2 separate regions of the Homo sapiens genome follow, and region 2 is linked to region 1. Evidence: chromatin loops called from intact Hi-C (ENCODE). Cell type or tissue: HepG2. All regions are shown on one strand.

The links. Hi-C counts contacts between places; a loop is a spot of excess contacts. Peaks named below come from ENCODE experiments on the same cell type or tissue, not always from the same donor. Only the 100,000 strongest peaks of a DNase experiment are listed, where the experiment ranks them.
Region 2: it touches region 1 in a loop (2.7-fold over the local background); 26 of 110 quality-filtered maps call a loop at or near these places.

The regions. Positions count from the first base shown.
Region 1 is chr2:43,770,069-43,778,068 of GRCh38, reverse strand. DYNC2LI1 (dynein cytoplasmic 2 light intermediate chain 1) reads right to left here and starts at 4,030. Exons shown (of 13, transcript NM_016008.4): 1 at 3,923-4,030; 2 at 1,170-1,287. The coding sequence starts at 3,930. LOC105374571 (a long non-coding RNA gene) reads right to left here and starts at 3,916. Exons shown (of 2, transcript XR_940033.2): 1 at 3,523-3,916; 2 at 3,077-3,196. It also overlaps the pseudogene RN7SKP66. RefSeq lists an enhancer at 4,095-4,144. In HepG2, no CTCF peak of the experiment used is centred here; a DNase peak (open chromatin) is centred at 4,028; H3K4me3 peaks cover 1,599 bases.
Region 2 is chr2:43,604,822-43,612,821 of GRCh38, reverse strand. No RefSeq gene overlaps it. Among named protein-coding and RNA genes, the nearest start is that of THADA, 13 kb to the right of the region's middle. In HepG2, CTCF peaks have their summits at 167 (motif pointing left), 3,320 (motif pointing right) and 7,530; DNase peaks (open chromatin) are centred at 161, 551, 3,311 and 7,541; H3K4me3 peaks cover 136 bases; H3K27me3 peaks cover 568 bases.

The DNA.
Region 1 (8,000 bases):
AAAAAGTGGGCCAATATGAAAACTCTGGAAAATAAAAAAATTAAAAACAAAATAAAAACATTAAGTGATTAGAATTTTACTATCCATATTTCTAATTTTTATCAGAATTTTTTATTTACGTATTTGTATAATTGGGATCATGTCATGTATGACACTTGTGTCCTGCTTTTTTAATTCAGATTATATTCTTACATCACTAAAACCTTTTTCATGGTTGTACAGGTATTTCTCCCAATATATGTAATCTTAATGTTGTATATAAAACCCCCAATGGAGGGTGTCCGGTTGTGCAGAGAGGGCCTTCTGGGACTCATCTGGAGACAAGACGGGTGCTCAGGCTGCCTGGGCGCTGACGTTGCCCAGTGAACACGTAGCCCTGCTGATGCAGAGTGTAGTTTCTGAAAGCTTCGTATTTGTCAATGCGCTTAAGTGGAAGCATGGAGCACAGAAAGTGAACAGGAATTTGAACCCCACACAGAAATGAGCTATGGCACTACATGAATTTCAGCATCTTGCATCTGGCAAGCCTTGACCTTTTTGTGTCACCAGTCATTTTGCCTTCCTGGCAGGAACTTTGTGGGCCAGGCAAAGTTGCATGAAGATATGATGCATATGTTCCTACACTGTGTGGCCACTTCCACGCCTTTCTGTATGCTTGGCCAAGTAAAACAGAGACTTACAACAAGTGGGGAGGGGTCCCTTCCTACCAATCAGTGGTCCACTGGAAATGCTGCCATATTTTCCCCAGATATTTCAAAATAATTAATAACCCTGTAACAAATATCATTGACACAGTTCAATTATTCCTTTAATGAGATTTCTAAAAGTAAAGTAACAATCTAAAATATAAAATTGTTAAGATACTGACTTACTGATTTAGAGACTGACTTAGATATTTACATGAATCCTAGCTTTTACACTCAATTGTGGTAGAAGACCTGAATATTTTCAAATCATGAAATAAAAAATAGTTTAAATATATTTTTCTAAAATTTTGTTTACTATTATAGTTTTTCCTAGATTAATAATAAGCACTTTTTAATTCATGCTAAACCAGATTGGTCATCTGGTTAAAGTGTTGAAGTATCTACATTTTAATCAAAGTATTAACAGATATTTTACCAATGGTTGTTAAATCATCACAATAATTGAAAAAAAGAAAGCATTACCCCATTTTTACTGCCAATGAAGAAAACAAATTTTTCTGCAATTTCAGCTCCATCACCTTCACTTCCATTAATTCCCCTTTTTTCCACTTCAGCTTTTGCAATTTCCCAGAGAGTTTCACTACATGAGAGGCAGAAAAAACAAAATTGAGGGAAAAAGAATTCTTTCAAATATTTATTTCAAGCTCAGAGAAATTTTATTTCAGTATAATTTATGAAACAAATGAACATTATTTTCTGAGGAACAATAATCTGGTAAAACATCTGAGGATTAGTCATTCTATGATTTTATTTTTCTTTTGTTGCTTTGAACTAGTTCTCTGAAGAATACTGAAATTGATAAGCAGAGCCTTTATTGCCAGGATTTGAGGCTGTCACATTTGGGTCTTCCCCTACGGTTCATAGCTGTGTATGTCAGCTTCTCAGACACATATGGAGGTACAATGACTTTGGGAATGTACAACTTGAAAACCACAAACATTTAAGTCACCTAGGAAGATGGGAAAAGTACAAAACCAGTGTATCAAATAATCTTTCCTCCCTGAAACATTTCTTTTTTGTGTTTTAGATTATGTTTTTAGGTAAAAAAAAATTTTGTTTAATATAAAAGTATATGGGAGGCTGAGGCAGGAGGATCACTTGAGATCAGCCTAGGCAATACAGGAAGATCCCATCTCTACTACTGCTACTACTACTACTACTACTAATAAATTAGCATGGGGGAGGGATAGCATTAGGAGAAATACCTAATGTAAATGATGAATTAATGGGTGCAGCAAACCAACATGGCACATGTATACATATGTAACAAACCTGCACGTTGTGCACATGTATCCTAGAACTTAAAGTATAAAAAAAGAAGAAGAAGAAAAGAAAACAAACAAAAAAAATTGGCTGAGGCTGGGAGTGGTGGTTCACACCTGTAATCCCAGCACTTTAGGAGGCCAAGGTGGGTGGATCACTTGAGGTCAGGAGTTCAAGACCAGCCTGGCCAACATGGTAAAACCCCATCTCTACTAAAAAAAAAAAAAAAAAAAAAAAAAAAAAATTGGCCAGGTGTGGTGGCGGGTGTCTGTAACTCCAGCTACTCAGGAGGCTGAGGCATGAGAATCACCTGAACTCAGGAGGTGGATGTTGTATTGAGCCAAGATCGTGCCACTGCACTCCAGCCTGGGCAACAGAGCGAGACTCTGTCTAAAAAAAAAAAAAAGAAAATAAAAAAAGAAAAAGAAAAGAAATTAGCTGGGTGTGGTGACATGCACTCGTGGTCCCAGCTACTAGGGAGGCTGAGGCAGGAGGATTGCCTGAGCCCTGGAGGTCGAGGCTGCAGTAAGCATGTTGACATCACTGCACTCCAGCCTGGGTGACACAGCAAGACCTTGTCTCCCCCCGCCAAAAAAAAACCATAAAGAAAGAAAGAAAAAAAAACCCTAAAACCACAAACATTTTGAAAACAATCCTTTCATTGATTTCTTTACACAGATATATAACTTTACACGATAAAATCATATATATATTAATTAAAGCCTAAGTGAAAATGGAATATTAAACTAAAAACTAACCATGGGCAAGACCTGATAGGTCCTAGCCTGATTCTGCTACTTCCTATGTATGTGAACTTGGGAAAACTACCTAACCTCTTTAAATCCTTCATTCCTTTATTAATTAAACAAATATTTATTGAGCACCTAATATATGCAATCCTCTGTGCTATTCCCCAGGCTCAATTGTTTCTCTATCTCTAAAAAGCCAATAAAAAAGAGTATCAGCTTTATAGGATTGTCATAATTGTTAAAATATATATGTAGTTTAGGGCATGGCCTATACAATTACAAAAATTATTGAGGGCTTGTAATTATACTATTCAAGAACCAGGAATAAGAAAAAGGGTCAAAACAGGAGTCCTTAAATGTTTGCACTAAAATTCATGCATTTATTTCACAGGTGAGCCTTCAGAACTCAGTTTCGGGCTGTTTGCTCTTCATTTACACAACATTCTTTCAAAATATGAGGATCTGCTTTCCAAATACCTAGCAGAGAGGAAAGACGGAGGTGCTGCAGTCAGCCACGACACCTGCGGAAATCGGGAAGTATAACCATAGCTTTATAACTAACCAATTATCCCTTGATGGAAAGCTGACAATTCTCCACACTATCCCAAGGAGAGAAAAAGATTTATCCTGCTCTGTGATGCACTCCCTGACCCCTCTCCCCGACGTGCTTAAGCATAAATTGTTGAGAAAAGGTTTAGGAATATCTTGTGAACAGGTAATTAAAATGAATATCATAGAATTGAACAGCTAGAATATAGTTTACAAACCCTCTCCCGTTTCCCCCCTTAAAAGTGATGTTATACTTTCCACAGTGCCTTCCAAGTTTCCCCTCGCTTATTACTGCGAACCCCCGCACCAGGAGGGGAGGCCCCTGGGGAGAGGAGGCTTTGTGGTCTAGCTCATCGCCGAATGTCCTGCTCCGGAAGTAGTCTCTGGCCTGCAAGAAACTTTTATTCAATCATTGAATGGGTGGAGTTGCTGATCTTTCCAAATCTCTCACTTTTCTACCTAGGGAACTTTCTTTTCTTTCCTGTTTGCGGCAGAATCTTTATGCTCAAGGCTGATTCCTAGGTCCCCGACCCTGCATATCCTGGTGGCAAGTAGCCACCCCCACAATCTTCCAACAGCTGGTCCCGCCTGGGCTTCCTCTCTCCAGGAATACTCTCAGTAGCCTTTCCCACGCAAGCCGGGTTCAGGGAATACCTGGGCATCGTCGACGGCCTGGCTGCCGCAAACGTCACAGGCTCGGAGTAGTGACCAGCCTAGAATCAGGCGGCGAGCTCCGCAAGGAGTCTGGGAGTGAGGCCTTCTGGGTTGCCATGGGAGCGACGTCGCGGCCGCGGTTGCGTGGGGAGACGGGCATCATGGGAAATGTAGTTTTCAGGAGTCCTTTTACATCTCATTCTCGGCCTCAAGCCTTAGGATTGCTTTTAGATCCCAAGTTAGTAACTCCTTGTTACCTCCTAGAACGAGATGATAAGGGGTTACAAACCTGGGATCTAAAAGCAATTTTCTTTTATTTTAAAATTTTTTTACTGGGTGTCAACTATATGCCAAGGGTCTCTGCTCTCTCTCTCTCTCATCTTTCACTTTTTTCTTCCCAATCGCCATGATTTAGGAATAGAGGGTGTAACAATCTCTTGAGCTGTTTTCTGCTAATTTACTAGAAGCAAGGAATATTCGGACTTTAAAATTTAAAATAAGGCACGTAATTTTAATATTTTCCAACTTTCTAGATGTTTAGTTGTTTCAAGTTTTATTCAATAGCACATTGTGTATTTATTAATAAATTAATGAAGCAAGTGCATCTCCTACATACTTCATTTACTTTGTGAATGTAGATTATTTTCTTTTGGAACTTTGTGGTCTCTTTATAGATCTGCAGGAGTGTCCAAATAAATAACGAGCATTGAAATAAATAACAATCATTGAATATGCAAGGCCCTATGCTACACAGAATAAGGAATAAAGAGATGAGTAAGAAAAGATCGCTGCCCTTAAGAAAGACACACACTCAGCTAATTATAAGCACCTAAGGAAGTGAGTGATCTAAACTATTGTATAGAGGTACAAAAATTGCATGAGGGCAAGTGACCAATTATGCCTGAAGGAGATGGTGAAACCATGGCACTGATAGTATTTGGTCTGTATTGAATGCTGAGTAGACTCAGGCTTTCTAGCCTAAGATGCCCTGAATATTTGAAGGAGATACCCTCCCTCCAGTCCTCTACTATTCGGCTTGATTTCTATGGTGCGATGTTCAAGTACATGGGCTTTGGCGTGAGATGGACCTAGGTTCAAGTTCTGACTTGGCCACGCTGGCTAAGTTGTCACATTGCCACATCGGGTAAATCACTGAATTTCTGATCCTGTAAAGCGGGAAAGATTGTGAATCTTAAATGAGATAAATGTAGGTAAAACATAACTTACGTGGGTGTCTGACACATTATAACTGCTTAATGCTTGTTATTATTGTGTGATAAGCTGCTGGTCAGCAACTTCGAACAAAGAAACACAAGGAACACATTCCTGGAAACAAGGCTGATGGTTGATAAAAGGGTGTTTATTTCAAATAAAGTCATTGGGAACAAAATCCTCCCAACACCTAGGTATATTTTGGAGACGTAAAGAACACTAAGCTGCACATAGGAAGGGAATTAATGGGAGTAGAGCTCACCGAAGAAAGGATGATTTTTCAAAGGAGGCTTATACATCTGTCATTGAATCAACAGCTATAGCCTGGTGCTAAGCCAGACTTTAAGCTCACAAACTGATATGGGACAGATTGTAATGAATTGTAATGATTTGGGTTCTAGAACTTCAGAATACTTTTGCATGCTAGTTAGGAAGGCCTGTTGATATTGATAGCAATAACGACAGCTAACATTTTTGCCAAGTGCTTGCTATGTACTGGGCACAATACTCAGTACGAGTACTTCAAAAGTACACTTGTTTGAATAACGGGGAGAGGTGTTTGAAGGAGGGAGCTTGGTAACCAGGAAAGTGAAGGTGATCCGGCTGGGCCCTGATCAGCAGCATTGATTCAGGGTTGATTCAGTTGATCTGACTGAGCAGGTGAGTTCCCCTTTCTTCCCTCATTCCTCTTGAGGCCTTCATACTTGGGCAAAGAAAGTGACTTTCCTGGGTAGATGAAGATTGTTCTTAAGGTAAGAATGGAAGGAGAAGGAGACAATTTTATGCTGCTTTCTGGATGGAATGAGCAACAGTGCAGAAGGGTAAAGGCGTGTGCAGGATGTATTTGGGAAACTGAATAGTTTGGGTTGCGATCATATAAAGTGCCTGGTGGAGCTACAGTGGAAGAGCAAACTGGGCAGGTAGATGGGGCTACTGTGAAGGATGCTGTAGTCTAGACTTTACTGTGTTGGTTATGAGAAACCAAATAGGGTTTAAAAATAGGAGTGTGCCATGATTAGACATGAATTTCAGTGAGATAATTTTTTGCAGTTGTGTGAAGGGTGGTTTGGCATCTAGAAGACCATGCGGAGGCTATTAACAATAGCTAGGAAAGTGACAGGCAGAGTTTTAAAATTTTTTCCCTTGTTTTCAAAGTTATATAAGCTAATTGTAGGGGAAAAAACGTATGCACAGAAAATTAAGAGGGTAAAATAAGCATAAGCCAGAAGTAGTAACTATTAGGTATTTTGGAAATACATTTGATATGTTTCATTCTAATCTTTTTTCTTACAAAGTTGAGATTAATTGTAAAGTTAATTAATGTCCTGATTTTAACATGTATTTCCCCATATCAAATTTTAAAAATGCACCATATCAAATTTTAAAACTGCATCATAAACATAACTTTGATGGTTGCAGAATATTTCACTGCATAGATTTTTCGTAATGTACTTAAGCATTCTCCTAATGTTGAGTACATTTGGGGTGGTTCAGAGTGAACACCTAACATGAGCTGGGTTAATCACAGTCCTTCCCTGAAATTTTTCAAACTAGAATTGGGAAAAGTAAGTCACTCTACCTCTAGAGGAAATTAGCATATTTTATGCTAAATGAATTATTTTGTAGTTAGTGAGCACACATCAGACACACATCAATATGAAGGGAAAGTGCTGGCATATGTCTCATGGTTCTAATTGTCCCTAAGGCTTGCCTGTGTCCTCACCTTTCTTATGGCTTGGTTGTTCAGCTTGCTCTTTGATTATATGAGACATCCTAATATCCTTGTAATACAATTTCTCATTTTTGTCTAAGCTAGTTCAAGTTGAATTTTGGAATTTACAGCAAAAAGAGTTCTATCTAATACAATTACTAGACAGTAGAAAGTAAGACGTTGGTAAAAGGGAGAAAAGTCAATGTTTCCTTCTTGATGGATGAACTGGTGATCCTCTTAACCAATTTTAAGGGGCACAGAGCAGGAGAAGCAGGTTTAGAGGACATGGTGAGTTTGAGATATCGTCCAGCAGACAGTTGGACCATTTGGGGTCTGCTGGACTTGGCAGTTAAGTGGTCAGTGATAACCTCATGTGAAGATGTTTCGATAGAATAGTCAGTACATGAAAGCAGTGTTGATGATACCCTATCCCTGAGTGGAACATCTTATAATCTGTACATGATCCAAAACCCAAGAACTCTCCACAAGCTTTCCTAAGGTTACACTTTCTGTAAACTTTTCTCTCATAAAAGGCAACTCTTATTGGGTTTGATAGCATTTTCCAGAAACTCAAGAAGTTAATAACATCTAAGCCATTTCCTCTGGTATCACCCAATATTCAGTTCCTAGGAGCTCCTGGGAATTCATTAGAGCCACATAGTGAGAGAGGGAATTAGCCTTCTTTTGCCACTGCCACTGCTAAAGAAGAGTTGTTTGATTTTCATAAAACCACAGTATAACCTAGCAGCACGTTCAGAAAGAGCGGCCCTTCCCCTCCCACCCCCACTCTGTTTATTAGAAAATTATGTTGGCAGGCCGGGCACGGTGGCTAACGCCTGTAATCCCAGCACTTTGGGAGGACAAGGCGGGCAGATCATCTGAGATCAGGAGTTCAAGACCAGCCTGACCAACATGGTGAAACCCCGTCTCTACTAAAAATACAAAAAATTAGCCGGGCGTGGTGGCAGGCGCCTGTAGTCCCAGCTACTGCAGAGGCTGAGGCGGGAGAATGGCGTGAACCCGGGAGGCGGAGCTTACATGAGCCGAGATGGCGCCACTGCACTCCAGTGTGGGCGACAGAGCGAGACTCCTCTCAAAAGAAAAAAAAAAAAATTAGCTGAGCATGGTGGCAGGTGCCTGTAATCTCAGCTACTC
Region 2 (8,000 bases), 170 kb after region 1:
AATACTGTCTTTTTATTGTTGTAGAACTTTTATTAACTTATGAGGTGACATTTTGGTAAGTGTACGTAGGGCACACATTTTTTTCTTTTGCCTCAGGCTCCAATGTGACTTAGCACAGTACAGGGCTAGAGACATTTTTTGATCGTCACAACTTGGTGATGCTACTGCCATCTAGTGGGGAGTGGTCGGGGTGCTGCTAAAAACCCTACAATGCATGGGACAGTCCCCCACAACAAGGAGTTATGCCATCCAAAATGTCAACAGTGCTGAGATTGATAAATTCCAATCTATAGGGAAAGCAGGTTGTTAACAGTGTCTCAGAATGGGGCAGTAATAGCAAATATGGAACTATCTAGAACTCAATGATTAATCAGCTAGGAGGAAGTGGAGTTTAAGAGAAAAAGACTTACAGAATTTTTGCTTGTTTAGGGCATAAGTTAGTATAGCAAATTCAGGAGGAGGAAAGAGGCAGAAAGAAGTGAGGCAAGGCCGGGCGCAGTGGCTCACGCCTGTAATCCCAGCACTTTACAAGGCTGAGGTGGGTGGATCATGAGGTCAAGAGATCAAGGCCGTCCTGGCCAACATGGTGAAACCCCGTCTCTACTGAAAATACAAAAATTATCTGGGCGTGGTGGCGTGGGCCTGTAGTGCCAGCTACTTGGGAGGCTGAGGCAGGAGAATCTGCTTGAACCCAGGAGGTGGAGGTTGCAGTGAGCCGAGATCATGCCACTGCACTCCAGCCTGGCGACAGAGCGAGCATCTGTCTCAAAAAAAAAAAAAAAAAAAAAAGAAAAAGAAAAAGAAAAAGAAAAGAAAAGAAAAGGTAAAGAAAGAAGTGAGGCAAAAAGAGATAGGAGTTTGAGGCTGGACATCAAATGGAGGCGTTTGCTTCAGGGCAAGCATCTTGAAGTTCTGAGGAGAGAGATTTTAGAATTGTCAACAGGTACCTCTATTGTGAACCTCTGCCCCGCCCAACGCCTCTGGACAATTCTATTCCCGCTGCCTTAGAGAATGGATGCCACAGCAAAACCAGGAGACAAGAAAGGCAATTTTAGGCTTTTTAAGTCCCCAAATGATTTTTCTGAAACTCATGGTGGAGAAATAGTTCTGTACATTTCAAATATTTAAGCCTAACGAGCTCATAGGATGGAGTTGATTGTCATGCTATAAGTAACAGGCTAGGGACAACAGGCAAGGATCCAAGTACTTTTCCCTTTTCCCTGCGAGGAAATAAAGATTCTACAGGTGTGGGAAGAAGAAAAACAAAAAGGATGTAGAGAAAGAAACATCTGGGACAACAGAATTGGGTTGGGGTGCATCATGTGGCCACATGCAGAATCAGCACCAAAACCTCCCCAGGCTCCACCTAAGCAGGTACCAAGGAGCTGACTTTCCTGATTTTTCCAAGGTGCTGTATCTGGGGAGATCAATACAAGATCAGCAGATAGAATATTCCCCAGGAATGACACCTACCTATGGGCAGACCTCCTTCCCAACAGCTCAGAACAGGTGTAGGCCCCAGGATAGAGGGAAAGCCCCATCACCTATTCTTAGGTAGCACTGAAGGGAGCCACATTCCACTGGGGATGAATGCCAAGGTACTCTCCCACTGCTTTGGTTAAGTTTCATAGGTGTTTATCTAGAATTGTTTCCAGATGGTTTTTTCTTCTTTTTCAGTTTTTATATCAGCAGAGGGTAAATTCAGTTTTCATACCAAATGTTTTCAGCTTTCTTTACTGCCATTAATAAAAGGCAAGGGCCAGACGCAATGGCTCATACCTGCCATCCTAGCACTTTGGGAGACCGAGGTGGGCAGATCGCTTGAGCCCAGGAGTTTGAGATCAGCCTGGGCAACATGGCAAACCTTGTCTCTACAAAGAATACAAAAATTAGCCAGGCATCGTGGCGTGTGCCTGTAGTCCCAGCAACTTGAGACGCTGAGGTGGGAGGATCACCTAAGCCCAGGGAGGTCAAGGCTGCAGTGAGCCATGATCACACCACTACATTCCAGCCTGGATGATAGAGTGAGACCCCATCTCAAAAAAAAATAATAATAAAATAAAAGGAAAGGATCCAGTCACTGTGTAATCCCAGGACTTTGGGAGGCTGAGGTGGGAGGAATGCTTGAGCCCAGGAGTTTGAAACACTTCTGGGCAACAGAGCGAGACCCTGTCTCAAACATAAAAAGAAAAGGCAAGGTTTTGCTTGTTTGTTTTAGAGACAGGATCTAACTCTCCTGTCCAGGCCAGAGTGCAATGGTGCAATCATAGCTGACCGCAACCTCGAACTCCTGGGCCCAAGTGATCCTGTTACCTTCATCTCCCAAATAGCTAGGACTGCGGGTGCATGCCACCATGCCCAGCTAATTTTTTTTTGTAGAGACAGGATCTTCCCTTATTGTCTAGGCTGGTCTTGAACTCCTGGCCTCAAGCAATCCTCCTGCCTTGCCCTCTCAAAGTGTTGGGATTACATGTGTGAGCCAACATTTCTGGCAAGAATTTTCTTTGTTGTTTACTCTTTTTAGATAGATTTTCTGGCTATAAGACAATTGTTTTATATTTCCTGGGTTTTTTTAACCCCCTTTTATTTATTTATTCCTTTATTCATTAGTCCTCATATTTATTTTCTATACCTCTGCACCCCTGGGTGCCTTTGAAGGCAGAGATGTTATCTTGTTCAACTTTACATCTCCTGAGCTTGGCACAGTGCCCAGAACATAGTAGGTGTCTGTAGTGGATGCTGTAGGGCACTGCCCAGATACCCCCTTTTAGGACCAAGGCACTCATCCCCCTAGGTGCAGCTCTGTTACAGCTCTCAGCGAATCCAATAACTGGTGGAAAAAGAAGTGCAGAGGCTCAGTCCCCTTGCCAAGCCAACACCAGAGCTCCCAGTAAGATTGGCTGACGCCACTGTTGCAAATTCATTCCAGTTCAACTCTTTCTGACGAGTTCTGTTTCCCTCAACCCCTTACAAGGGTGATCCTCAAGAATGCTCCCCAGTAACCCTCCTTAAGCAAATCTCTGCCTAGAATCTGTTTCCTAGGAAGCCAACCTAAGACAGTGCTTAATAAATATTTGTTGAATAAATGGATGAATGGGCTCTTCCATTGTAAACTACACAGTTCCTCACCCTGAGCAGAGATATAGGGGAAAACCTCTGACCTTTATTTGTGTATTCAACATTTTATTTTCTCATCTCAGGCCGTAAAAGTCAGAGCCCAGCCTCAAATAGTTCACCCAACCCTGGGGTCATGGGTGACTTTCACATGATGATGGTATCCACACTGAGTTGTTGCAGTTATATTGTCATTTGACCACCAGATGGCAGAGGTGACACTTGGAAAGCCTCTCTTTCTGGCCCTGGGTCGCCTATCCCAGGATTTAACATTAAACCCAAATTACCCATTTAGTGCCATTAATTCCCAAGCCCTTGTAATTACGGCATTGTTTCATTTTGTAGGAAAGTGTCACTGCCACAATTGGCTCATTTGCATATAAAAAGGAGGGTTTGGAATATAATGGAAAGAGCCCCGGACTGAGCATCAGAATCACTGCACACCAACCACTTGCTCCATTTGAACATGTTTCTTCATCAGTTAAAAAAAAGAGAGAGAATTCCAGCCCTGCGTGCTTCACAGGCCTTTTGTGAGGAATAAATGAAAATTACCAGGGTTGCAGGAAGGGGCCTGATTGAAGTTCTCCCTAGTCCAGGAGAGCTCCGAGTATGGGAAGCGGGATCAATTCTGTGTGGGTGGAGAGGCACTGTCTGGGTTCCTAGGCTTTCTTGAGGCTCAGACCTCGAGGTAAAGGAAAGATAGGATAGCAGCTCCTGGAATGCTGCAATGCAGATTTTAGAAAAAGAATACTCCATTATCTTGTAGGCAAGGTGGGAAGGACAGTAGAACTAGGGTGAACTTTATAGGTCACCTAACTAAATTGAGTGTTAGTGCTGGTGACATCAGGTCAGGACTAGGACACATCTTTATCTACTTGTTTCTTATATAAAGCTTTATGATTTTTTTTTTAAAAAAACCAGAACATCCCAGAGTTTACACATTCAAATGAGATTAGTCCCCTTTAAAGAAATCACCTTTGGGGCCATATATTTGTTTCTTCAAAAATTAGTATAGTTTCTGATATTTTTGGAAATCCTTTTGGATGTTGCTTTTTAAACATTCTCTTCAGCTTCCTCAATGGCATAGACATCTTTATTCTTTGGAAATGGATTTCATTTTTAGAAACCACCAGCAGTAATTTTAAGATTTGGCAGGTATGATTAAGAGGGGGTGGTGGTGATCATTTCACCAAATAGACAAAAGCAAGGCTAGGCCATAAATAGCAAGACTGATTTTTTTATGTAATCAAAATACACAAAACAATGGCAAAAAAAATAGTGTTCTTATTTGTTTGTTTTTGTTTTTGTTTTTTTAAGATGGAGTCTCACTCTGTCACCCAGGCTGGAGTGCAGTGGTGTGATCTTGGCTCACTGCAACCTCCGCCTCCTGGGTTCAAGCGATTCTCCTGCCTCAGCCTCCCGAGTAGCTGGGATTAGAAGCATGTGCCACCACGCCCGGCAAATTTTTTTGTATTTTTTAGTACAGACGGGGTCTCACCATATTGGTCAGGCTGGTCTTGAACTCCTAACCTCATGATGCGCCCACCTCAGCCTCCCAAAGGGCTGGGATTACAGATGTGAGCCACCGCACCCAGCCAGAAAAAAAAAAAAAAAAGAGTTTTATATACTCAAAGTAATTACAAGAAAATTAAAAGAAGTGTGAAAGGTCACACTAATTTGAACATGCAAATTTGGGGGTAGCAAATACTTTTATGCTTCTGCAAGTTAGGGCTTTCTAAGCAAATTTTACTGGGGACCTGGACAGTAATTTATGGATCAGATAGTGAGAGAAACCTGAAACACGCACAAGAGAGATTTACTAGACATAGACATGAGACCTTCATAACACACACATCTCCACTGGAGATTTATCTTCTGGAGAGAGATTTACCTCCTGGTAAACCTGGAGGTATGCGTTTACTTTTCAAGAGGCACGAGTGATATGGTTTGGATGTTTTGTCCCTTCCAAATCTCATGTTAAAACATAATCCCAAAGTTGGAGGTGGGGCCTGGTGGAGGTATTTGGATTATGGGGGCAGATTCATCATGAATGGCTTATTGCCCTCTGCATGGTAATGCATGAGTTCTTGCTCAGTTAGTTTATGCAAAAGCCTGACACCTCCCACCTCGCTCTCTCTTGCTCCCTGTCTTGCTATGTGACACGCTGGCTTCCCCTTCACCTCCTGCCATGATTGTGTTTCCCAAGGCCTCGCCAGAAGCAGATGCCAGGGCCATGCTGCTTATACAGCCTGCAGAACCGTGAGCCCAGATAAACCTCTCTTCTTTATAAATTGCCCAGCCCTGGGTACTCCTTTATAGCAATGAAAAGGGACTAACACCGGGGGATGAGACCTGGATTGTGGAGACATCCCAGGGTGGTAAAGTGGTGACACTGGACTTACCTTTCCCCAGAAGTTTATTCATATTCCAAAGGGTTAAAGTAAAAACCCAGGAATCTTCCCATCGTGTTTCCAGAGAAACTCTTGGAAGAAGGAAGAAGTACAGCTGCCTCTCCCTTCTACATCAACACCTAGATTAAATTGGGGGAGTGGGGGTTCCTCACTTATAATACATATTACTTACATGTAGAGTTTGTTCAGCCACCTCTCGTTGTATCATTAAGGGATAAGAATTTGGGTACAGGGGATCCATGGGATTGTTTTTGGCTGTAAGTAAATAACAGTAATCCGCTCTGCTCCAGAAACCTTACGTGTGGATACAGGATAATATTAGTTAATATGGATATTAAAAACTTAACTCAATGCCGAGTGTGGTGGCTCACATCTATAATCCTTGCACTTTGGGAGGCCGAGGCCGGCAGATCGCCTGAGCTCAGGAGTTCAAGACCAGCCTGGGCAAAATGGTGAAACCCCATCTCTACACATTAAAAAAAAAAAATCTGGGTATGGTGGCACCTGCCTGTAGTACTAGCTACTCAGGAGGCTGAGGTGAGAGGATCACTTGAGCCCAGTGAGGTCGAGGTTGCAGTGAGTCGTGATCACAACCACTGCTCTCCAGCCTGAGTGACAGAGTGAGACCCTGTCTCAACAACAACAACAAACCCCAACACAATATTTACCTTTTTCAAAAGATTGGAACTATGTTTTATACAGTGTCTTCTCCCTTTGCAGAACCCTGGTAGAGTGGAATCCTACTGTCAAAAATGGACATCAAACTTTTCCATCTCTTCCTGTCCCAGGGATTCCTTCTTCAGATGTCCCCCAAAAACCATAGTAGTGAGCTACTAGTCCCGTCTCCTATGGATAGGGCTAAGAATTGGGATTGCCATATGGACAGATGTTTTTGAATGGGGGAATAATGAGGGGATACAAGAATGCTTTGTGCAACAAGAATGAGAAAAAAACTTTCTTTTCAAAAGCATTTTAATCAAAGATGGTGCTATGCATTTTAAATTTTTATATACTTAGAGGAAAAACTTTAGACAAATTAACTTTAACAGAGTTTGAGTAATGAACGGTTCTCAAATTGGGCAGCCCCCAGAATCGTAATAGGTTCAGGGTGACCCCTGGGCTTTGGCATGGTTGGATAACATTTATGGACAGAAAAAGGAAAGTGACCTGTAGAAGTGATGCACAGAAACAACTGGATTGGTTACAGCTGGGCATTTGCTTTATTTGAACCTGGTTTGAACAGCTGGCTGCTTGTGACTGGCTGAGCCTCTGCTACTTAAGAGATCAGGTTACAGTCTGTTTAACATCAAGTTAGGTTACAACCAACTAAGTATGGAGAAAACAGTAGGCCAAACTTAAAATATGTACGGAGGCTAAACTCAATTTAAGAATACGGCTTTCTATCTGTGCCCAACGCAACCATGGGCTTTCTTTAAGATGACAGTATTATAATCCAAATGGTAAAAAATGGCAGCTTTGTGGTAATTTGGGCATGTTCCAATTAGCAACTCTACAACCTATAAAAACAGGCCTTAAAGGTTTATTAAGCCCATGTTAGAACACTAAAGAAAATTTAAGAAAAAAACTCACTCACAATCTTACTCGCCTGACAAACTGCTTCTCCAAACCCATTCTCTTCCAAACCCTGTTCATAGTACCCATTATTTTACAAAGTTGAAAACACAATGTGTATATAATTTTCTGTTCTAATATTTTTAGATCATATTATTTTACAACTATTTTTACTTATTATTACATTTTCTTTTAAAGTTTAAATATTTGTTTATTTGATATAAAAAGTACAAACAACAATGTGGATAAATTTAAAAACAGTATTGAGCAATGTTATGAACAAAGTAATTTTCCATTGGATAGTTGTATTTCATAATAAATTTAGTATATTATTTCAACTGAGCTGGCAAGTTATACTATAGTTTGTGAATACTCATCTCAGCTCTCCTCCTTATTTTAAACGGTGGAAATACTTCTGTAGTTTGCTGCCACACAGTGGTAAAGTAAGCACCATTGCACGCTGCCACTGCAGAGGACTTGCTGGCCTGGTTATCCTAACTCAACAATTTGCAGAGCTACTCATGCTGGCCACTGTGCTGGGCACTAGGAATCTAAAGATGGTGTCCAACATGGAAAAGTTTATAAATCAGTAGGAAGACTGACAAGCATAAGAATAATTACTATCAACTAACAAACTGATAATGCTGTCACTGAGACAGAAATCTAAGTATGATGGAGAATAGGAATTTCTTGTCAGGTTTCACTGAGGAGGTAAAATGTGAGATGAAGCCTAGCAGAGAGCACAGTCGATGAAAGGACAATGCTTTCAGGGAATATTGAGGTCACTCAAGTGGGAACTTGGTGTGTGTGGAAGGAAGAGGGTGGTGTCACACAGACAACAGTCACTACATATTCTTACGTGGGAAGGAATTGTGGTTTTGTTTTTTGTTTTTTGGGGTTTTC